Regions from separate parts of the Mus musculus genome. Here regions 1, 2 and 3 are each linked to region 4. The links are chromatin loops, found by intact Hi-C in ENCODE. Cell type or tissue: heart. All regions are shown on one strand. Each heading gives the region's core, and the rest is flanking DNA. Links, peaks and the distances in the headings are about the cores only.

Region 1 (5,919 bases), core at 1,020-5,019, 71 kb after region 4:
TAAACTGCCGAGCCATCCCTTCAGCCCATAACTAATAGTCTCATGTACAAAGAAAAGTGAACTTTAAAAAGTATTAGTTGAGTGAACACTCATAAAAATGCTAACATACTGAAGGTCTACAGCGAACACATTGATAGTCACTTTAGCAAATTGACATTACCAAACTTGAACTGTATTCCAAGAAGGATAACTAGTATTTCTTGGCAAAAGTTTTAAATTCTGAATGATTTGTTTTTTTCAGAGACAAAGTTTCATGAAGTCTACACTGGTCTCAACCTTACTGTGTAGTTAGAGATGACTTTGAGCTCCTGCCTCCACCTTCTGAGTGCTGGACTTTCGTGGTGTGCTACTGTGCCCTTCTCTGAATGATGGCTTAAGGGATGATAAACTAGTTTTAGCTCTGACATTCAAGAAACTGGTATCTAGGTCTTTAGCAGCTCGATGACGTGACTGATGGCACACATTTCTCCATCACAGGATACTCATTTCAGTCTTTAAGAGGTAAAGATGCCAAAGCTTATGGGATATATTTTTCAAAATGACATCTATTTAGTGTGTGTGTGTGTGTGTGTGTGTGTGTGTGTGTGTGTGCGCGCGCGCGCGCCCATGTGTTCTATGGTTCATATGTGCTAAGTCAGAGGATAACATCTGAGAGGCAGTTTTTTCATCAAGCAGACTGAGATGGTCAGGAATGTGTACATGTGTGGGTGAGGGCCCATGCATGTGTGACTGCTCCTGTGTAGAGACCCCTTGACTATTGTACACTTTCTGCAGTCTTTTAGTGAACTCAGAGTTTGCCAATCTAGTTAGCCAACTTGTCCTGGGGAATCTCCTGTCGTCCTCTCTGTGCTGGGGTTACAGGTGGCTGCCATCTGCCAAGCTTTCTGGGTAAGTTCTGGGGATCCTTTAGAGAGCCGCTGAGCCATTTCCCATGTTGCTTCTTTACTTCTTAGCTGTCATCTGAGCTCTATAACATTTATGTCTTCACCTATAAAATCTAAGTACATGTTTGGTAGCTAGTTGGAAAATTCATAGGCTTGGAGGTGTCTGAGAATGGACCCCTTCCTCTCCATTAGCAAAATGCAAAACCATTGACTGAAATTGCAGGGCTCTAATGAACGGTCTAAGGAATGGGCTTTTGGTGCCCTTCGAGGAGAGGCAGTTCCAAACTGCTCAAACTATCATAAGACCTGTACCTACTGGAGGTTTTGTGGTAAAGCACACAGATAACCACTGTCCTGTCTTTTATTTTATTTTTTTTGAGACAGTGTGTTAAGGTTATCATTACTGTGATGAAACACCATAGCCAAAAGCACGTTGAGGAGGAAAGCATTTATTTGGCTCACACATTCACAGTAAAGTCTATCACTGAAGGAAGTTAGGACAGGAACTCAAAGAAGGTGCTGATGCAGAGGCCATGGAAGGGTGCTGCTTACGGGCTTGCTTTCCATGGCTTGTTCAGTCTGTTTTGTTTTTTATAGAACCCAGCATCACCAGCCCAGAGAGATCCCCACCCACAATAGACTGGGCCCTCTCCAGTCAGTCACTAATTAAGAAAACGCCTTACATGCCCCCCCCCCCCCAGCCAGATCTTCTGCAGGCATTTTCTGAGTTGCATCATCCCTTCTTCTGATGGCTATCTCGTGTCAAGGTGCCATAAAACAAGCCAGCACACAGGATCCTGGAAGTGTGTAGATCAGGCTGGCTTTGAACACAACAGAGGCCCCCCTGCCTTTTTCTCCTGAGTGCTGGGATTAAAGGTGTGCACAACTATGCCTGGTGTCAACACAATGCACCTCCCCCTTCCCAAAGCTACTCCAAGTGGGCCTGTCAGTCACCTGAGGAGAAACAAAAAACCCACAAAACACACACACACACACAACAACCCATCAAAACCAAACCAACTGTTTGTTCTAGAGACATTTGAGTTTTAAACCCTTTCTAAGGATATAGGCTGGCACCATGAATCTCCTTGGCCTGTGTCTATTTTTGCCCCTTGTTTTTAATTTATGTGTATGAGTACACCACTGCTCTCTTCATACACACAAGAGGACATCAGATCCCATTATAGATGGTTGTGAGCCACCATGTGGTTGCTGGGAATTAAACTCAGGAGCTCTGGAAGAACAGTTGGTGCTCTTAACCGCTGAGCCATCTCTCCAGCCCCATTCTTGCTCCTTGTGAGCAGGCTTTTATGCCAACAGTCTTTTTGGCCATTGTTTCTCTCTCCTTTGGGTTCCTTCACTTTCCAGTACTAAAGCCCATTTATCTTCAACAGTGCTCTCTTGTGTGCCTCATCTGAATTATTTCATTGACAATCACAAGAAATGAAGAGCTCAGGTGAGTTCAGATGGAGAGCCAAACAAAGGTCTAGAAGTTGCAGGTCCAGAGCCAAATTATCTTGTGCTATCTTTAGGAAGAGCCAAGAACGATATTCATCCAAAGCAGCACACAGCTCTGGTCTAACACACATCTCCCGACTAGTACGGAGAAGCTTGGGATTTTCAGGGGGTTGGGGGTGGCGAATGAAAACTGATTCAAGAAGGAAAAGCTAACGTTTGGCACTTAGGATGGTACTCGAATCACGTGTGAATTTATTGTTATTCAACAAACCCTTGACATTGTAAGAAAATGCGACCACGTCTCACGCGTAGTGCAGGGCTGGGTCTGCGAAGGCTGATGCACCAAGATCCCAAGTGTGAGGCCAGCTTGAACTACACGTGTTTTCTCGGGTCAGGCTGATATAAAAGGAAGAGAGCACCCCACAAACCAACCAAAAAGGTTCTCCTTGGGAGCTAGTGTTTAAGTAGGGATTGATTTCGCCTACTTTTCTCCTCAGTATGCCTTCAGCATGGTATGACTGACTCTCACCAACACCTCAGAAAGGCTGAGATGACTGGTGCTCACCAAGTCAGACGCCCAATAAACGGCAAAAAGAAAGCATTCTGAGTAACGTCCCTCAAGCCGGAAGGCAAATGCGGAGCACCAGCCAGGTCCGGTTGCACATGTCTGGCGACGCTAGCCGATGTGCCGCCGCCCCACCTTTGCAGTCCCATAGCAGTGCCTGGGCTCGGCGGCTGCGATCGCCCACACAGCCGGAGGACAGGTCGAGACACTCCACTAGCAGTCCCCAAGGCTGCGGTCCCCTGGACAGCAACTTCCGGCTATCCTACTCTGTCGAAGTCCCTTTTCTGGGCTCCCGCGAGAGCTCGAGTCGCGGTAAACTCTGTTCCGCATGAGGACTGGGCGGCTTGACCGGAAGGGCGGGCTTTGGACATGTAGCCAATCACATACCATGCTATGTCGAAGCAGCCAATCGGAGAGGCCTGGCGCCTTTAAGGGCCTCCGTGGGCACGTTCTCGCTTCCATTCGGTCCTCCTTTTGTTAACGCTCTGGCATCATGTCTACGCCAGCTCCCGCGCAATCCGGCGCCATCGCGCTTTGGGCGAGCATGGCCATGGGGAGTAGAGAGGTGGAAACCGAGCTGACGCCTGCCTGACCCTGGCGATGGTGGCGCGCGCCGGGAAGGACTGATTGGAGAATGGCGCCAAATGGGTAGGAACAGGTCGTGATGTCCGCCGAATGTTGTGTAGCAGGCGGGACAAAAGAGCGATCTCAGGCCTCATCTCGTCTCTTTTGTAGGTCACGGATGGCGAGGGGGCACAGGAGCTCTCGATGTGACCTGGCGCTGTGGATGTGATGCACAGCAGCTTGAGTGGGACTGCTCCGCTGTCCTCATGAGAGAACGCTTTTTCTGAAGATGGGAGGTGGCTAATGAAAGAAGGTGAGGTCTCTCGGGCCCTTGCTGTCTCCAGTGCGATGGGAACTGCACGGGTACGGAAACTTAGGGCCCACAGAACTTTGTTTGAGTTTGGGAATAGGGCATCGAGGGTGGATAGCTTTCAGGACTAGGCGATTTTATTGGAGCCCAGTGATTAAAACCTTTGACTTCTTTGTATCCTTCAAATGATACAAAATTCAATTCCAACAAGTTTTTTTTACCTCCTATTTTACTGAGAATTGAAGTCATCAAGGAATTAATTTATTCATGTTTTTCCATTATATATGCTTTTATCTTATTTGGATGAAATCAACATTTTGCTGGGTTTTTCCTTTTATTTTTATTTTTTTAAATAAAACGCAGCCCATGAACTTCTGGGGAATCGGGTGCTATGGTACAAGTGTTTGCTTGACTGTCAAGAATACAAGGCTGTGTGTTTATCCTTAGGTGAGGTTTTTCACAATTGGCAGTGAGTTAAGTGAAGTTCAGTCTGGTCTCATGTAATCAGCTCTCAGCACATCGGGGTTTTTATCTTGCAGTGCTGGGACTCAAGCCCAGGATTTGTGCATGATTTCAGTCACTGCATCACCAACCTACGCTTGCCTTTAGAACAGATACAATTTTATCTTACTGAGCTGGGCTTGTCTCCTAGAGTCCGTTTTCAACCTGGGGGTGATCTTTCTGAATGGGTCTCCCATGAAGCTGGGAGTAAAGGTTCAGGCCAGTTTTAGAGTAGAGGTCTAACCCCACCCTGTAAAAACATTCATTTTGTTTTTTTAGACAGGTCTCATGTAACCCGGGCTAGATTAGACTTGCTGTGTAGCTTGGCATGACTGTTCTATTGATCATCTTGCCTCCACCTCCCCAGTGGTGTGTGTTCCTGCCAAGCCCAGTTAATGTGCTGAAGGTTGAACCTTAGGGCTCTGGGAACACTAGGCTTTACCAGCTGCACCCTATCTCTTCTCCAAAGAAACTCCATTCACATTAGCTGTCCCTTTGTCCCCCAGTCCCTAGGAGCACCTGTACCTGTAGATTGCCTGTTCTGTATGATTCACATAGATGGGATAATAGACTAGTGCATCGGAGTTTTTTCTTTAGTACATAGGATTTTTGTGGCTGGCTTTTCTCCTACAGAATAATGGTAAGAGGTCATCCTTATTGCCAGCAGCGGTGGCAGTGTGTGCCTTTAATCCCTGCAGAGGCAGCAGATTAAAGGGCAGAGCACTTGCCAGCCTGCTCTACAGAGTGAGTGAGTTCTTGGACAGCCAGTCAGTGCTACACAAAGAAACGCACAGGTAAAACAGCTATGCCGAAAAATAAAAATTTTCAAAAAGTATCAAGGTTATGATTGGAGAAAATTTTGTGAAGTGAATAGTACCCGAAGAATACTTTGGTTTTCCAACATTGTTAACATAGTAAAAGAACATGAGGTACTAAGTGCCACGACACTACCGGAGAAGCAGGAATCCTAGGCTGTGAAGACACAGCATGAGTACAGCAACTCTTACAGGAAGCCATCATGCTGGGGCTGGCTTACAGTTGTAGGGGTTGGTCCGTTGTGCTGGGGCTGGCTTACCGTTGTACGGGTCAGTCCTATATGCTGGGACAGCCAGGCAGGAAGGCATGGTGCTGGCACCGTTGCTTCACATCCTGCTTTGCCAGCAGAGAGCAAGACTCACTGCATGGGCTTTTGGTTTCCAACAAGGCCACACCTCCTAATCCTTCCCGGACAGCTCACCTGGGGACAGATCATGCGAATACATGAGGGGCCATGTCAGACCACCACACGGGCTAAGTGGTTTCAGAAACATAATCTGCTGAGATTCTCACAAAAGGGGGTGCTGCAGCTGAGGAGAAAGCCTGGGAGCATCTCAGTGAGATGCCTGTTTAATTGGGTGCCTGCTGCTGAGGGTCTCCTAGGAGAGATGCAGGGGTCCTGAGAGTCCCTCTGACAAGCCCTGTGGCTATACTGCTCTGAATTCTGGTAATGTGATACATTGTAATACTGACAGATGGGGGACTGCAAAAGGCATTTACTTAAATGTCATAGACCTTTAACTAAAACAGCAACGTTAAGAGACATTAGAGAACTTGGTGGGCATGGAGTGCTCTGAGCTCTTTGCTGTTTCCGCTAGTGG
Region 2 (5,919 bases), core at 845-4,844, 85 kb after region 4:
CATAATTGGAGCCCAATGCCCGTCTTGGCAGTTGGATAAAAGCTAGTCATGACTGGTGCTCCTGTAAGGACAGCTTCAAGATTTCATGTAAGGGCTGGAGACATAGCCTAAGGTTAAGAGCTAATGTTCTTTTCAGAGGAACCAAGGATGAACTGACGCCTGGATCAACGTCCACCCGACCTTTCCATAGACACATAGTTAAGAGTAAAAAGATTTCATGCTGCCTGAAGCTCCAGAAGAGACCTAAACAGCCACAACCAGGCCTTTCTGAGGCGCTGCAGGATGTGTGACAGCAATGCCACAGAGAACACTAACCAGTCAGACTTGTTCTTTGCATCGCAGGAATCAAGAGCTGTGTGACAGGCAGCGAGCGCTGCCACCTCTCCCTGCAGTCTTCTATCTGAATGGTGAATTTTACTGACTCTATCCACCACATAGGTGTTTAGTTACCTCCATTCTGGCTTCAATGAGTAGAGTCTGGAAATGAACTTTCTTTCTGAAAGTTTCATTCTCATGGAACAAGGCTTGATTAATAAATTGACTGAGATGAGCTAAAAGACTTGTGAATGGTACTAGGTTTTCCTTGATAGGGGCAGGTGGTCCTTTGCAAACTCTGATATTGTACAACTATCACTTTACCACCAGTCCCCCACAGTCAACCTGGTGGTACAGGACTGAATCCCAGCCACTTAGACAGGTTAGCAAGTTCATGGACAGCTGTTGGTTATACCAGGGATCACTGCCTGTCTCCGTCCCTCTACTGCTGGAGTGACAGATGGTGGCTGCTGCCCTAAGCTGATACATAGGTCCTATCCTCATGCTGGGGTGGGGTGGGCCGGGCCACCATTTTCTCAACTCTGTAAACTTGCTTTTTAAAGTGAAATACATATGTAGAACACAGAGGGGGTGAATAAAAGACATGTCCACTTTCCAGTACTTCTGACTACCAGCTTGTTGCTAGGGATCAAACAGCTTTGTGTATGCTATGCAAAAACTCCCACTATAAAGTATACCCTCAGCATGGAAAGACAAGGAGTCACCATGCAGTTCAGGCTGGCCTCACAATCTTCCTGCTTCTGCCTCAAAGTCCAGCTTGCTGATACCTTGTGTTCAATAAAGAAGCATCACTAGCATTACTTTCAGCCGGGCGTGGTGGCGCACGCCTTTAATCCCAGCACTTGGGAGGCAGAGGCAGGCGGATTTCTGAGTTCGAGGCCAGCCTGGTCTACAGAGTGAGTTCCAGGACAGCCAGGGCTACACAGAGAAACCTTGTCTCGAAAACCAAAAACAAACAAACAAACAAAAATTACATTCATGTAAGGAGTCTATAAGCAAGGTGTTACAGGAGACTTGGGTGTGGTCAACAAGGGTAATAAGTTAGGAGATCTCAGTTCAGTCCAGGTGCTAATAGTTTATGACAAGTGATTTTCATCTGGCTTGAGTTCACTGATGAAATAATCCCACCTTAAATTAAAAGTACAACCAGGCAGCACATACGTTAAGGTTGGGAGCTCTAAGGGAGATAGTTTAAGTGTCTGGGACCAAAGGGTCCCAAACCAACCCCATCTTGTTAAAATGTACAGAAATGTACTAGACCTAGCTTAAGTTGGGATAGAGAATTTCAGCACCTAATTTCTTTTGTTGTTTATGGTTTATTCACTTTTTATGTGTTGAGTGCCTGTATTTATGTATGTGCTTTATTGCATGCAGATATTGCTGGAGGTCAGAAGATGGTGTAGGGTCCTTTAAAACTGGAGTCACAAATACTTGTGCACTGCCGTATGGGTTCTGTGAAATAAACCCAAGCCCTCTGTAAGAGCAGCAAGTGCTCTCAACTGTTAAGCCGTCTCTCCAGCCTTTGGTGGTGGTGTATTTTCTTTTGCTTTTCAAGAAAGGCTCTCTTGCAGCCTAAGGTGACCTGGATTTAGACTAGCCTCGAACTCCTGATCTTTCTGCCTCTACTTCTTGAGTGTGGTGGCATCATATGCATGGGCCCAATTCAGCACCCATTTCATTCTTTTGCTCTACAGACCAGCTTCTACATTTCCAGTTACTGGTTTATATCTTTATCTCTATCTATCTATCTATCTATCTATCTATCTATCTATCTACCTACCTACCTACCTACCTACCTACCTACCTACCTACCTACCTATCTATCTATCTATATCCCTAAACGAAAATCTCAATGCTCCAATCTGAGAGCAACACACACACACACGCTTATTTTGTTCCGGTAGCCCAGGGCGAGTGCTAATAGGTTTGAATACCATGGATAGCTACTGAAATATTAAGAATATGAACTTAATTCGATATACCTCACTCACGCAGCTAAGCCTCTATAGAGTATAAGCCTTTGGGTGTGTGCGACAAAATCACGTAAGTTCTCAAAGGGAAGACGCAAAACCAATAATTAACTTAGCCGAGTCACAAACTGAACCGGTCCTTGCAGCCAGTTTTCGCCCGCCTTGTCTAGTGTGGGTATTGTCGCCAGCAGCTGCTGACGCCTCACAGGAGTGCTACGTGGCGTCCTCGCGGTCACCGCTCTCCTTCCCCGACGGAGACGCCCAGCTCGACTTCCCCTTGATCTACCGCCAAGCGGATGCATCCTGAAGTTTAGGCGCCTCCTCACGCCGCGCGGCTGAATCCTTACCTCCGGCCAGACTAGCCTACCGGAGTGGCTGCTCCCGGAAGTGCTGTCCCGCGGGGTGGGAGGAGCGAGCCGCTGCTCCCGGAAGTGCCGGCTGGCCGGGTGGGCGTGGCGAGTTGCCGCACCCGGAAGTGCCGGCCCGCAGGCGGGGCTGCGGCTGCCACGTTGGAGCGGAGCGTGGAGGTGGCCCTGGGCCGCGGAGGAGGGGCGGCGGCGGCGGATCCGGGGAGAGGCCGACGCTCGCCGGCTAACGCAGGACAGGTCGCTGAGGTCCGCCAGGTGTGTCCGCCGTTTGTTTCCTGCCCCTCGCCAGGTTCGGTGTCCGCTGCCGAGGCCCGAGGCCCGTTCTCCGCTGACGGCGCGCCCCCGTCTCGTTTCGGCCCCGCCGGGACAACGCCTGGAGTCGCAGCAGGCGGGTGATCGTGCCGGTCATCCTCTGCCGACGTTTCCAGGCTGCCCTGCTCGGGAGTGAGTTTGAGGTTAACCTTTCAGTCCCTGTGCACAAAGTGGTGCGATCCCCAAGGGCATGGAAGGGAAACAGACCTCGGGATGATTTCTTTGACTTCACCTAGGTTGAGATTTTTGTGTTAAGTTGTGTTTGAACTGTTGCCAGATTTAAAGGACCATAGATTTGAAAGGAAGGCTACTGTCGTTTAACTAGGACTGTATTATTTAGCGACAGCAGTCGCTAATCACAGCCGGTGCTTCAAAAGCATATGATTTTGCTGCTGTTGTATTAAATTACATTGTGAGGCAGTTGTAAAATAACTGCCTGGACTTGTGGGCATGTAAACTTTTTCTGTGAGCTCGTAGAACTAATTCTGCAGGTCTTCCTGGAAGTTGCAAGAGTTTTTTTGATAGTTCCTCCAAATTGTTAAACTATACAAAGTTGAAACTTGGCTCTTTGTCTACAATTGTAACTCTTATATATATATATATATTTATATGTATAAATAAAATTAGAAGCTCGCTCATGTGACCGTATCCTCTATATCCTGATTATTCAGGAGTTGGATAAAATGTACTGCCCTTTTAAGTAATTCTGTCCTTGTTTCTCTTCGTTACAGCAAACCAAGAAAGGTTTGCAGGGAATAAGAACTTTTGGATAATTTCTATCTTAATTGTGAATGTTACACATTGTGGAGTCTGGAAATGTGAGATTTGCGATGAGATTTGGATTTCACTGGTAAATTTTGTAAACAGGTTTTTTTCCCCCCCTGAAACATGTAAGAGTAGAAAGATATTTGTGAACTGTTAAAGGCAATGGCTATCAGTCTTTTGGCATTTTCATCCCCCTTTGGAAGCATCGGGCTTTTCCTAGAAAAGCATGCGCACACTGTATGCACATACCTGGGTAGGATTTTCTGTGTAATTTCATGAGGTTCAAAAATCCCGCATTAAAGACTTGTCAAGTGATACAGCAAAATTAATTTCTTTTTGTTTCTCCCTCTCTTCTTCCCCGTTTCCTTCATTCTTTGAGATAGGGTCTCTTGTGGCCCGGAGTAGTCTCAGACTTATTGATTAGCTAAGGATGACCTTGAATTCTGACCCTCCTTCTCTAACCTCCGGAGCTGTGGGATTTCAGGCATCTACCATCACACTGGAAGTATTTTCTTTTATTGTAGATTAACTTCTTCTCCTAACATTTTATCTTGTAGATTTATAAGATAACATGCAGTTCTGCAACCGCGGTTGATTTTTTTTTTTTTTTTTTTTTTTTTAAGTTTGGTTGAGTGAAGTGAGCCTGGAACAGCTGATAGTGCTAAGGAGCTTTTGGAGAACAAATATTCCTGTCCTTTGTGAGTTATTCTGCCCACGTGGACCTTTACTAAAAATGGTCCCAGGCTCGGGTTTGCACTCTCCGTATAAGAATCAAAGGTGCTGAGTCTGTCACCTCTGAGGTGTGGGGCAGCTGTTTGCAAGGTTGCTGTTTTTGACAGAATAGTACTGTTGGCTTTCATGTTGCTACATAAAACTTGCAATGTGAAAATGAGTTTAGAACCGCAGAGGTGGCTCATCGGGAGCACACGCTGCTCTTCCTGGGGATCACCAACATCAGGTGGCTCTCAGTCACCTACAAGTCACCTACATATACACAAACACATATGCATATGATTTAAAAATACTAAAAAAAAGTCACTAGAAAGAAGAAAGTTTCTACTTAGTTCAATGTAATTATCATGGAGAGAAAGTGAGTTAAAAAATAGAAGTTCTTGTCTGGAACATAATGTTCCTCAGATGTTAGGTTTTGGGTGGTTTTGTTTTGTTTTTTATTGATGGGAGAAAGGCCCAGGACCTTGGATATTCTAGGTATGCACTGTGAGCTGCATCCCTAACTCTTGCTTTGTTTGTTTGCTTGTTTTTTTAGACCTTATCTGTTTAGCCCAGGCTGGCCCAAAACTGCTGCTCTCCTACCTCTAGTCTCCAGCACTAGGGTTACACTCCTCTGTGTGCCACCTCACCTAGCACGTAGATGTATTCTTGAAGACTTGTTGGGATAGACGGTTTAAATTGTGAATTGAGAACAAGAAGCATCCTTAATGGATAAGCCTTTTCTCCCATCCCTTTAAATTGTGGTTTCAGAATAGTTAGTTAATTGTATTTATTTACTATGAGCTAGACAGTGTCCTAAACATTTAATTCTCACAAGCTATGATGTGGATAGCTTTGTGGGGGAGGAGCAGAACCACAAAGATGCAGTGATGTGAGGGTTGGAGCTGAGACTTAGGCTGAGGTTTCAGCAAAGGGTGTCTGTTCCAGCCTCAGTCTATCACTGCGCTGGAATACTGACTTGCAGATGGTGGGGACGAACTAGCGAATGTCCTCAAAGTCCTCATTTCCTATTTCTACTATGATTATGTTCTGGATGAAATGCTTTTAAATGAATTATGCTCAATGTGAATATAATCACGTAGTATTGAAAAGCTACACAAAACTATAAAGATAGATTGTCATTGAGAAGCACAGATGGCTTCATTCTGTCCCCCATGTTCTAAGAAAGTCATCTGCAATTAAATATTTGTAACAGAAAATCCAGTGAAATTCGAAGCTTAGTTTGTAAATACACGGAGTAGGCTATTCTTGTTTAATTTGACTCATAGCTGACTGCATAGGTGTAGGCCGTCATTGTAACGGGGTTTTCTTTCCATGCAGCTGCACTGAAACTTTGTTCTGCATAGGTTAATAAGAGGAATAGTCTTTACTAGAACTTTGGGCATTAGAGCAAAGAAATAGATACATTAGGAGTGCTTTGAGTTCTGACTTAGCCA
Region 3 (5,919 bases), core at 1,155-5,154, 460 kb after region 4:
CTCAGTCAGCACATACAGTGAGCAAGCAGAACAGACTGGATAAAGGTCAAGAGCACTTGCTGCTCTGGCAGTGGGCCCAGCAGTTCCATTCATGGCGTCCTCTTCTGGCATCCCTACATGGCGCCTTCTTCTGGCATCCATAAGCGCTGCATGCCTATGTGTGTACATACTCAATACACAGAAATAAATGCATTCTATTAAAAATTTTTTAGAGATGGAATAAAATATCCTTTTAAGATTTATTTATTATGTATACAGTGTTCTGCCTGAACAAATGCCTGCAGGCCAGAAGATGGCACCAGATCTCATTACAGATGGCTGTGAGGCACCATGTGGTTGCTGGGATTTGAACTCAGGACCTCTGGAAGAACAGCTAGTCAGCACTCTTAACCTCTGAGCCATCTCTCCAGCCCTGATAAAATACTTTTACAAATGTTAAGTTCAATAGCAGAAATAATAAGAGAGTGTTTTGTGTGTGTGTGTGTGTGTGTGTGTTTTAAGAGAGGACCTCATGTAGCCCAGGCTAGCCTCAAATTTGCTCTGTAGCCCATGATGACCGTGATGACCTTCGACAAAACACTTGGCATTTGCTGGGGACGGAACCTGGAACCTCAGGTATGCTAGCAAAGCCACATCCCCAGCCAAGAGTAAGGGGTTTTGATCATGACAAATTAGGTTCAATCTCAGGCATTTCACACAACTTTTTGGACCGTATTAAATCCATAGTGCATACATCGTCACAGGTTTTGAAGACAGGCTCAACACCTCACAAGTAAACAGCACCCAATGCTTCTGTCTGCCATTCTGGGAAATAAGATCATCTTCAAGTTCACACACCTACTTGACTAATAATAATGCTCAGAGTATTACTCTCAGCTCCGTGCTGAAAGCTGGAGAAGGGCGGGTCTCTGTCATTCTCCTCAAAGAGTTCAAGGATCCTTCAGACACCCTCCTGAGGACTCACAAAGTCCATGTTCCCAGGCGTGCAGCGGCGGCCTTGAGAAGTCGGGCTGGAAAGCTAAACTTGTTCAGACAGCAGCTCCCAAGCATGTCTCATGGACTCTCTGTTCAATTCCCACAAACACCCACAGAACTCGAATTCTTCTGAATGGAACTCATTCTTCCGACCATACTTTTATTTTGACAAATTCATGTGTATGTGTAACAGCAAAATAAAAACATTCTAAGACAGGACCAAGAAACTCATTTATATGTACTTACTTTTCAACTTTATGTTCTGTGGTTTTTGAGACAGCGTCTCTGTAGCCCCAGATGTCCTGGAACTCACTACGTAGACCAGGCTGGCCTCAACTTTACAGAGCTCCACCTGCTCCTGCCTTCTAGTGCTGGGATTAAAAGCTTGTCACATGCTCAGTCCTTAACTTTTTAGCAAGATTTTTAAATTTTTATTTTATACATACTTTGTCTGCACATATATGTCTATGTACTACTTGCGTGCCTGATGCCTATGGAAACCGAAACAGTGCATCTGATCCCCTGGAACTTCAGTTACAGACTGTTGTAAGCCACCATGTGGGTGCTGGGGATTGAACCTGGTACTCTGGAAAAGCCCCCAGTGCTAGTAACTGCTGAGCCACACCTCCAGGTCCTGTATTTACTTATTGTTGAGATAAGTGTGTTGCCCTAGCTGACTTCAACCCTCCTGCCCCAGCTTCCTGGGCAGCACCATGCTTGATTGCTAAAAGCTATCCTTTAAGGGAGATTCCCAAATCATTATTTTGTAGCTAGCCTTGAATGTGTATATAATCTGGTATCAATCTAAGTCACTAGAGCATTTTTATTACAAGGTCCCATGGTGGCGCATGCCTTTAATCCCAGCACTCAGGAGGCAGAAGCAGGCGGATTTCTGAGTCTGGTCTACAGAGTGAGTTCCAGGACAGCCAAGGCTACACAGAGAAACCCTGTCTCGAAAAACAAAACAAAACAACAAAAAAAAGAAGTGGCTCACAGGCATCTGAGGGAAGAGACATTACAGTTTCCATGCTGACTTATATGAGCTTATCTTATTTAACAAATCAACTTTCCAAAAATGGTACATATTTAAGGCCATATCCTGACCGCGGCTGTCATTTAGGTCCCGTGCCCTGCGGACAGCAGACAGAGAGAGAATAGAGCTGGTGACCTACAATCACCTCCCCCCATCACCACACACAAAGCAGTTAATTATGTAACAAGAACAACAAAGTGGACACAATTATCAGCATTTAGGCAGTCTTGAATTTTTCCACTGGTCTCTACTGTAATTAAAATCTTGGCAAAATGGCCAACTAGACTTTTCCAGAACCTTTGCTATGTATCTAAAACACCATAATTCTTATTTAGGAAGAAAGAGAGAAAGAAAGAAAGAAAGAAAGAAAGAAAGAAAGAAAGAAAGAAAGATAGATTGATTTGCCGGATTTGTGGCACATGGGAGTTCGAGGCCAGCCTGAATTATAGAGGTTATTTAAGAGCCTGTCTTAAATAAAATAGCTGTTATATTTGGAGACCTAAAGTTGTGTACAAACATTATGACCTACATCTAGAAAAATCAGACAATTGTAACAAGTAAACAATCAAAATAGACCTTAAAGCAGGCTGCAGTTTACTGGACGATGGGTTTTCCAACTCCCCCCCCTCCATACTACCCTCAACTATTCTATCATAAATATCAGTGCATAAATTGACTACATGGAAGAAAGTCAAGTCCTAAGCCTGTGAAACTGTGTTAACCCGACAGATACTCAAAAGCTTCAAGATACCATGGCTTTCTAAGAAAAATGAATGGAATTTTAGGTGTGTTCTTATAGTCTCAAAACCAGCGCAAGTGAGATGGTGCGAAAATCAATTGCTATTGCCCAAGATACCAGAGCCACTAGAAATCCTTTCACTTTAGTCTTTGCATTGGGAAGGCCTAAACCTCAAGGACCACTAAGTCAAGGCCACCACCTCTGCGGGCCGCAACCTTCAGCACATGGGGGACGCTCATCCACCGGGCGACACACCTACCTGCCAGGCCGTGGGAGCTCCAATCACCCCAACTCCTCCCAGCTGACCTGCCCCTCCCCAAGCCGTTGCTGAGACCATCTCCACTTCTTCCTATCCTTCTCCACCTAACCGAAAGCAAGGACAGGGGAGAAGATGGTGGCGCGAGGAAAAGCACCCCCGCAAACCGCCGCAGCTTCTCTTCCCCATTCCAGAGACATAAAGCCACACCGCCTCTCCTGAGCCTCCCAGGCAAAATCTCCAACACTTAAAATTTCCCTTTCAGATGCTTTTAGGCACAAGTAACTTCCCCGCTCCCTTCCGCCCCTCACCTTCACGAAAGCAATCGGGGTTGTGGTACCTTCGATATCTAACAGGATTACGGTGACTTCGGCGGGCACGGAAACCACGACCATTTCCCTGCCGGATGCTACCACGGGCTCGGCCTTGGTTAAGGAGGGCAACACCGCCTGCGCGTCTTGAGCTCCCGAGGGCCCAGCAACAACCGAGGCGCTGGCGACAGCGAACGACCAGGGGCTCAGAGACAGAGCTGGGACCCGCAGTTGCAGAGGAAGCCGCCTAGGGTACTACACCCGACGAGCAGGCGAGCCGCGCAGGCCCGGACCACGTGGGCAGCCGGAGGGGCGGGGCTCCGGGATTCAAAGGGGGGGGGTGGAGGAAACAAGGAGCGCGTGCCTATTGGCCGCCGGCGAGCCGCGAACCCGTCGGTCAAAATAGGCCTCGCGTGGGCGGGAACAAAGAAGCGAGCACCCAAGCCTGGAGCCTGGAGCCCGAGCGCGGGCACCAGCCCTCCGCAGCCTGCTGGAGCCTGCGCGGGAGGCCCGGGGCTCGTGCAGACGGGAGTCCCTTGAGTGGCGCGCCCGGGACGTGAGTGCCCCTTGTCTTCCCCGGCACCTGACCCCTTCCCCGCCCACCGCGTGCACCTTGGCACAGCTTCAGTCATCCGAGCAGGCCCCGCCCTCCGCCGCGGCCTCAGCCAGCCTCGGAGAACGAACGCACGGAACCCGGGCTGCAGAGAGAGATCCTGCAGCCACGGCCCCTGAGCCGACACCGCCCCGAGGCGACGGCGGAAAAGCCGTCCCCGCCAGGACGGAGGCGGTCATCGCGCACAGGCTTTCTGCTCGGCTGGTTGCAGCCGGCGCGAGGACAAAACACGCGTGCGCCGGGAGGGCGGGCGAGCGAGCGGGCGGACGGGCGCGCTGCAGCTTCAGCAAGCGGCGCGGGGTGCACGCCGCCCTTTTGCCGGAGTGGCCGCCGCTGCAGCAGCAGCAGCAGCTCTGCACTAGGGGACTGAGGGCGCAGCAAGGGACTGAGCCGAACTGGACGCGCGACGCCAACGGCTCTCAAGGCAAGAGGGACTGTGGCCCTGCCACGGCGCCGCTCGCGATTCCCGGTCCCGCACGGCTGACTCTCCCCGCGGCGCGACCTCGCTCCTCATCCGGAGCGCGGCGATGGAGGTCCCGCCCCGGCTCTCCCATGTGCCGCCGCCATTGTTCCCCTCCGCTCCCGCTACTTTAGCCTCCCGCGGCCTCTCCCATTGGCGGCCACGGGCTCCCCGGCAGCTCGCCCCGCTCCTCCCTTCGCTCGCTTCCAGCGCCTCCCGCCAGGGGGCGCGCCGGAGCCCGCGCCACGTCACCGCCCAGCAGCCCTCCCGATTGGCGGGCGGGGCGGCTATAAAGGGAGGGCGCAGGCGGCGGCCGGATCTCTTCCGCCGCCATTTTAAATCTAGCTCCATACAACGCTCCGCCGCCGCTGCCGCCGGGACCCGGACTGCGCGCCAGCACCCCCTCGCCGACGGCTCCGCCACCATGGAGGACATGAATGAGTACAGCAACATAGAGGAGTTCGCAGAGGGATCCAAGATCAACGCGAGCAAGAACCAGCAGGATGACGGGTACCGCACGCTCCGCTCCTCCCCTCCCCCAGAGCCCCGCGCGCGCCCTTCGTCCCTCCGGAGCCGCGCGCGCTGCCCCCAGTCTTTCCCCGAGTCGATTCTCCGCGTGCCCGCTGGACCCCAGTAGCCTTCCCCACTAGTGGAAAGTAAGATGGGGTGACTCGAGAGGCCCGCCGCGGGTGGGGGAAGGGAGGAGGGGTTGGGGAAGGAGAGAGGCGCCGTCGGTGTCCCGAGTGCGCAGGCGCCGCGTGGGGCCCGGGAGGGGGGAGGGGCCGGGTTCTGTGCGCCACTTGCTGCAGCTGCTGCTGCCGCTGCCGCCTCTTCATTGTGTGTGTTGGCCGCTCGCGAATTTTCCTGGGTTAGGTTTGGGAAACTTTTGGTTGGGGCACCAGTAGACGACTGGCACTAAAAGTTTCCTAGGTAGCAAAGTTGGCTTTAAGGCTGTGGGCAAGAGTCTACGTAAGTTGCGGGGGAATCGGTGTAAAAGTTGTGCTCTGCAATCCAAAGCAAGCAGGGCAGGACATCTACCAGATTCTAATGGCTTTTTTTTTTTTTCTAAGTTTTGAGTTCGCGTGGTACAAAGCAACGTGCCAGCTGGCTTGAACAAGTGGTTAAGATTTTTGTGGTCTAATGTTAGTGTTTGTAGTCAAAACAGATTGCGTCTGGAGAGTAAGTTGCCCTGTATTTAATCACTAAGTTACTGTTAAGCTTATTTTTCTTAAATAACTTTATTTCTAGTAAAATGTTTATTGGAGGCTTGAGCTGGGATACAAGCAAGAAAGATCTGACTGAATATTTGTCTCGATTTGGGGAAGTGGTAGACTGCACAATTAAAACAGACCCAGTCACGGGAAGATCAAGAGGATTTGGATTTGTGCTTTTCAAAGATGCTGCTAGTGTGGATAAGGTAGGGCTGTGTTTTGCATTGAGTCTACTGCGTTGCTTGCAAGTTGCTCTAGGCTTTTAAGTCCAAACTGCCTTGTCTTCCAGGTTTTGGAACTGAAAGAACACAAACTGGATGG
Region 4 (5,919 bases), core at 1,063-5,062:
GGCTCGCTGAGTGGCAGCCTCACCTAATTGGTGAGACCCAGTGAGGGGCCCTTTCCCCAAAAAATCAAGGTATACAACTCCTAAAGAATGACACCTAACGATGACCTCTGACCTCCATATACATGTACATGCAGACACACACACACCAAAGAAATAAATAAGGATTTGCTTTCTTTCTTCTTTTTAAAAAAGATTTGTTTATTTTACATATATGAGTACACTGTAGCTGTCTTCAGACACATCAAATGAGGGCATCAAATTCCGTTACAGATGGTTGTGAGCCACCATGTGGTTGCTGGGAATTGAAGTCAGGACCTCTGGAAGAGCAATCAGTACTCTTAACCACTGAGTCATCTCTCTGCAGCCCACATGAGGATTTTCTTGAGTATATGCATATGAAGATGTTTTGAGTGTTTATAATTAATGCCCATCAGTGGAAGCAGCCTACATACTCATTACAGTCAGGAGAGCAGACACACAAAGTTCAGAGTACTCATTCAATCCACCACTCAGCATTAGAACGGAATAAAGAACAAACACATGCAACATTAGTGATTTTAAAGGTGTTTTACTGAAGCCGGGCGTGGTGGCGCACGCCTTTCATCCAAGCACTCGGGAAGCAGAGGCAGGCGGATTTCTGAGTTCGAGGACAGCCTGGTCTACAAAGTGAGTTCCAGGACAGCCAGGGCTATACAGAGAAACCCTGTCACAAAACAAACAAACAAAGTTTTACTGAGTGAAAGAAGCCATGCAGTAATTTAAAAAATGCTGAAAGGATCTATCTATGTGAAGCTGTAAATCAGGCAAAACTAATTCATAGCTATAAATCTGGTGCCTGGGCGGGGTTGAAGAGATGCCGCTGAAATTACAAGTGAGTACTGCTCCCACTGTGGACCCAAGTTCCACTCCCAGCTTTGCGGGTTCCATGCCAGGCTTACACCTGTCTGTACCTCCAGGACCAGGGAGGTCTAATACCTTTGACCTTCTTGGGCACCTAAGCTTGTGCATATACCCACACATAGCTGCACACATGCATGTAATTAAAAGTAATAAAAATAACATTTAATGTAATTTTGAAGCTGGTGAGATGGTTCACCAGATAAAAACATGTGGCCACATTCACGAAAATTTAAAACAACCCCACCCCCCAAAAAAAACCCTCCACAATTCTTAGTTTACATAAGCATGAGAGGAAAGTCATGCGTTGGATTTGGTTTATAAGCTTTCATGTGCCAACGCCTGCTCTTGGGGATGCTCTTTTATTAGGGAATGGTTCAAGAAGAAGCACACGGGCAAGTCTGACCAGTGACTCAGGAAGACATGTCATCTGAGGGCATGCTTAACTTGCTACTGAAAAGAGGTTCATGGGAGGAAGACCTTGGCTCTGTGGCCAACATGTGTGATTTGTGTGTGTTTTATGTGTTGCTGGGTACCAGCCATAAATCCTCAAGAACGAAGGCAAACCCTTCAGGATAGTTTCATGAAGAACAAGAACTAGCAGATGTCTCTGTTTTCTATGTTTGCTTTACTTTGTTTTTTGAGTCAGGTTGACCCCAAACTCTTGATCCTCCTGTCTTTCCCTCCCAGGCAGCATGCAGTGACTGAAATGCACACTGCTGCGCCCAGATGTGCCTTTGAAGATGTCATTTCTCTTCAGAATTAGTCTAGGAAAGCTAGCATTGAAAAATAAGAAAAGAATACTTTGTCCTATGTACTTTACACAGCGCGCAGAGAGTCACCAACCATGTGAACTGCTTTTGCTGAACTGTGACCTACGGTTGAAAGCAGTCTAGTGAATGTCAATATTGAACTACAATTAAACAGCAGATAGCTTTGGGGGCAACTTTTTGAGTTCCCAAGGCAGTAATGACAGCTCCAGAATTATTTATTTATATAAGACGAGCAGTTTGATTGGACAAGGGATCAATCCTTTGTGTGCACAGCTATTGACATGAGTTGGTTTTTTTGTTTTTTGTTTTTGACAGGGTTTCCCTGTATAGCCCTGGCTGTCTTGGAACTCACTTTGTAGACCAGGTTAACCTCGAACTCAGAAATCTGCCTGCCTCTGCCTCCCAAGTGCTGGGATTAAAGGCGTGCACCACCACTGCCTGGCTTCTGTTGCTGCTTTTTTGTTTGTTTGTTTTTTTATTTTATTTTATTATTTTTTCTGAGACAAGTTTCTTTGTGTAGCCCTGGTCGTCCTGGAATCTTGATTCAAGGAAAAGAAGGAAACAGTGTGTGTGTGTGTATGTGTCTTACTGAAAGATGCAGGCTGAGTGCTGGGCTCAAACTCCCAATCTTCTTCTTGCTTCAGCCTTTAAAAAGCTAGAATATGGAGGTGGGCCACCCTGCCCAGCTAAAAGCTTTATTTTATTCTTGATTTTATATGAATTGTATTTATTTTTAAGATTTTATTTTCATGCATATCTGTGTATTTGTTTGTGCCCTCAGAGTCGTGAAGAGGATGTTGGATTCCCTGAAACTGGAGTTACAGGCCTTGTAAGTCACCTGGTGTGGGTGCTGGGAGCTGAACTTAGGTCCTTTATAGGAACGGTACCGGGTCCTAACCATGGTCCTAAGCACGGAGACATCTGTCCAGTTCCTTCTAAGAATTATAATATTCAGCACAGTTGTTGAGTGTTATATAATGCATCACTGGATACCACAGTTCTTATATTCACTAATGTAAAACTGTCATTCTCCACATACATTAAACGCTATGTCATGGTGTGAGTTGTTTTGACCAGATTGCTGACACTGATAAGATTGTACTAGTCATTTTAGTCGTTGTAAAAAATCCACAGTAAACCCGGAAATGTTGCCCTTATTCCTTAGGTCCTGTTTTGTAGTAGTGGTATCAGAACTGTGTCAGCTTGGTGGAAGGAACTCAGAATTTTTCTACCAAGGTGAGGTGTGGAGGTGGGGGTTATCTAAATTTGGGGCCTCAGTCTCTCTGCCTTTTTTCTTCTAGTGATGCCCCCACAGTACCCCCAGGAATACTTGGTTGGAAAGCGATACCTTTAACTTATCTCCCGCCTCCTTCGTGTGGTTCCCCAGGTAGTTTCACGTTGTAAGGCCTTTTTAAAATTTAATATATATTTTTTATTTCTTGGATTTATAAATATCCCAGGAAATGAGATGACTGAATGCAAAGAATCCATATGTATCAGTATAAGGTGTGTTGCAAGACAAATTATCAAAAACTCCCTTTCAAGGTAACTCTGCGTGCTCTCTCAGGAGCTTTTAGGAGCCCCTTGCAACGTTCACGTCTAAACCCCAACAGATTTATTAACATTTGAGAAAGGATGCGGACTCTCTCTTCACTCAGGCGCATCACCAAGCGGGGGCGCGCTGGAAACCGCACTGACCGAGGTTTAGTCACAAAGCCAGAAGCACGAACCCACTTGGAGTTCCCCGCCTTCCCTTTGACGGAGGCCCCAGGAGCAGTCACGTGGAACCCCAGAGCGCTCCCCCAGCCCTGCGCAAAGACGCGACTCGGGTTGCCAGGGGGCGGAGCAGGGGCGCGGAAGGGGCGGGGCTCGGGCCGCCGGCGGGGGCGGGGCGGCGCGCGGGCGGGGCGGGGCGGCCCGGCGTATTATGGGATGCGGCGGTGGAATGGCGCTGGGCGTGATTTTGAACAAACCCGGGTCTGTGTTTCGGAGGCGCCGCCGCCGCGGCTGCTGGGAGCCCGGGGAGCGCGGCGCGAGAAGGAGGCGGCGCCGCCGGCTCGGGTGAGTGTCAGCTCCGGAGACCCGGGCTGAGCGGCGGGGACCGGCGCCGGGCCCGCGCTCGGGGCGAGCGGCGCGCGGGCGGAGAGCGCGGCGGCGGCTCCGGGCAGCCGGGCGGTGGGCCGGTGGGCCGCGGCGGACCGAGGGTTGTCGGGGCGCGGCGCGAGCGGCGGGCGCCGGAGAGCGCGGCTGTCAGTCGGCGGGCCGGCGCCGCCCGCCCCGCGCTCGGGAGGAAGGGCTGGGCGGCTGTTGACAGGCTCTCGGCGCGGCCCGGGAAGCGGCTGCCGGCCCCGGGCTTCTGGGAACCTGTTTTGCTGCTGTGTCATTTCGTACCAGCGCCTCCTTTCGCTGCTGCCCGGCGCCGCGTTCTTCCTACGCCCCTTTGTATGGACTCTTCTGGGTGTGTGTCCGTTTCCCTCGCGAAGCCCACCAGCCAAATGTCATAGTGTCCCCGCGGTGCACGGGGGAAGGGAGCGGGCTGGGACTCAGCCTGGTCAAGCAACGGTAAACAACCATCCGAGTGCCGGTGGACCCGGCTGTTGGTGGGGAATAAAGTTGAAAGATGGAGAAACTGGGAACCCCTTCCACGCTCAGCCTCTAGCGGGCTCTCGGTAGAAACGCGCCGGGAGTGGGTGGGAGACAGCCCTTGACTAAGCCTGAGCCTGCTGACTTTTATATGGAGGTGTCATTCAAACAAGGTAGGGAAATGAAATGGCTTCTGCTTCTTCCTTATTCTTAGGGAAACTTAAGACAGTAGATTAGCCTTGTCCACAACCCTGAGATTCAGCTTGCTGGTTTCTGTTAGGTCTTTAAGAGCTTATAGTATGACTGAATGATAAAGAATAAAGCTTTTGAACTGGCAATTAGTAAGGCTTTCTGAAGTCAAACAGCTAACTTTTGGAGGATGCTGGTCCTATTAAGCCTTGCAGCTTATATGTTCTTAATTCCTTACATGATTAATTACTTCTATTCCCTCTTGGGTGCTTATTAGACTACACCATGAGAGGAACTGGAAGGGGGTGGGAGATGGATAGGTTGTTCCGGAATCTTGTTCTAAAGCAAGCTGTTTTTTTCCCCCCTCTGCATTGAACAAGTGTTATCAGCAGCAGATGGTTTTTAATTTGGAAACTTAGATCCTAAAGTCAGTTGGCAAAGGGTTCTAGCGAAGAGCTGGATTTTCTATATGTTAGAAGTTGATGGTTATGAATGATAATAGAGTTGAATCAGTAATTTAAATTTAGTAGTACCTGAGTATCTTAAACCAACGACAAATTGACATAATGTTGTTCATGGGCAAAAATGGTCAAAGTTGAGAGGAAAACAGTTCAGAACTTTATTCTTAAAAATGAAGGGGAGAGGAGACCAATGTCTGCATGATCAGCGCCTGTAATTTAAGGATGTCCGAGAAGTCAGGCATGCATATAGAAATAGCCATACTGTCAACATAGTCCTATGAGTGGAGTAGAATGCCAGCGTTGGTGAGTGACGTTAAAGCTCTCCAGTGACTCTGAAATATACGTGAAACATGGTCTACCATCTCTCTCAAGTGTGTTTCTGGAAATGAAAGTTTGAGGTTTTACTGTTCTTGTGTCAGATTCCACACGGCTTGCCTTCCTAACCAACATCCAGGCCTTGGAATCCCGCAGGTATCACGATTCCCCGTGGCGTTCCTGCGGGTCTCCCGGGTGCCGAGTGTTTGGTATTGGGATGTTGGGTCTGGCATGACCCGCCGGTGAGCCCTAGAACCTCTCCCTCCCCCCTGAGTGCGTTTGAAGGTTGGCGGGGCGGACGGGAGGTTTCCCCGGATATGTGGGTGTGCGCTGCTCCGGAGGGCGGGCCGGGGCGGGAGCAGGAGGAAGGGGGAGGTGACTGGCGGCGGTGGCGGCGGCGGCTGGGGCTCGGCTGTCGGGGGAAGCTGCTGAGCTGTGATGGTGATGACGAGGTGAAAATGGCGGATCTTTCGAAATACAATCCCGGCCTCTGACATACCAGAGGCGGCGGCCGCGGCGACATCGCCACCCCGGCTCCCTCCTGGGTCCCCGGGTACCCTATAGCGCTCCATTTCGTGCAAACTGGGAAAGGAAGCAGCTGGACAGAGCTACGGTGCACAGGCAAAACAAGCACTGCCCGGGCTCGAAATTGCCCGGGACCTCTGGAGCCCGCTCGGAGCCGGAGGGTGGAGAAAGCGGCA

Evidence for each region. Peaks named below come from ENCODE experiments on the same cell type or tissue, not always from the same donor. Only the 100,000 strongest peaks of a DNase experiment are listed, where the experiment ranks them.
Region 1: a loop joins it to region 4, with 2.5 times the contacts of the local background. A loop is called at or near these places in 24 of 42 quality-filtered maps.
Region 2: it touches region 4 in a loop (3-fold over the local background); 11 of 42 quality-filtered maps call a loop at or near these places.
Region 3: a loop joins it to region 4, with 2.3 times the contacts of the local background. A loop is called at or near these places in 3 of 42 quality-filtered maps.

Annotation. Positions count from the first base shown.
Region 1 is chr5:100,426,962-100,432,880 of GRCm38, reverse strand. 5430416N02Rik (RIKEN cDNA 5430416N02 gene) reads left to right here and starts at 3,346. Exons shown (of 5, transcript NR_034038.1): 1 at 3,346-3,555; 2 at 3,643-3,784. In heart, for the core only: no CTCF peak of the experiment used is centred there; a DNase peak (open chromatin) is centred at 3,250; H3K4me3 peaks cover 3,188 bases; H3K27ac peaks cover 2,677 bases.
Region 2 is chr5:100,413,113-100,419,031 of GRCm38, reverse strand. Sec31a (Sec31 homolog A (S. cerevisiae)) reads left to right here and starts at 2,798. Exons shown (of 28, transcript NM_026969.1): 1 at 2,798-2,929. In heart, for the core only: a CTCF peak has its summit at 2,632; a DNase peak (open chromatin) is centred at 2,761; H3K4me3 peaks cover 3,204 bases; H3K27ac peaks cover 2,838 bases.
Region 3 is chr5:100,037,698-100,043,616 of GRCm38, reverse strand. Hnrnpdl (heterogeneous nuclear ribonucleoprotein D-like) reads left to right here and starts at 4,395. Exons shown (of 8, transcript NM_016690.4): 1 at 4,395-4,897; 2 at 5,636-5,804; 3 at 5,888-5,919. The coding sequence starts at 4,455. It overlaps Enoph1 (enolase-phosphatase 1), which reads right to left and starts at 3,623. Exons shown (of 6, transcript NM_026421.3): 1 at 3,315-3,623. The coding sequence starts at 3,398. In heart, for the core only: a CTCF peak has its summit at 3,547; DNase peaks (open chromatin) are centred at 3,776, 4,636 and 4,986; H3K4me3 peaks cover 3,097 bases; H3K27ac peaks cover 2,460 bases.
Region 4 is chr5:100,498,313-100,504,231 of GRCm38, reverse strand. Lin54 (lin-54 homolog (C. elegans)) reads left to right here and starts at 3,593. Exons shown (of 13, transcript NM_172714.4): 1 at 3,593-3,731. In heart, for the core only: a CTCF peak has its summit at 3,353; DNase peaks (open chromatin) are centred at 3,441 and 4,151; H3K4me3 peaks cover 2,157 bases; H3K27ac peaks cover 2,029 bases.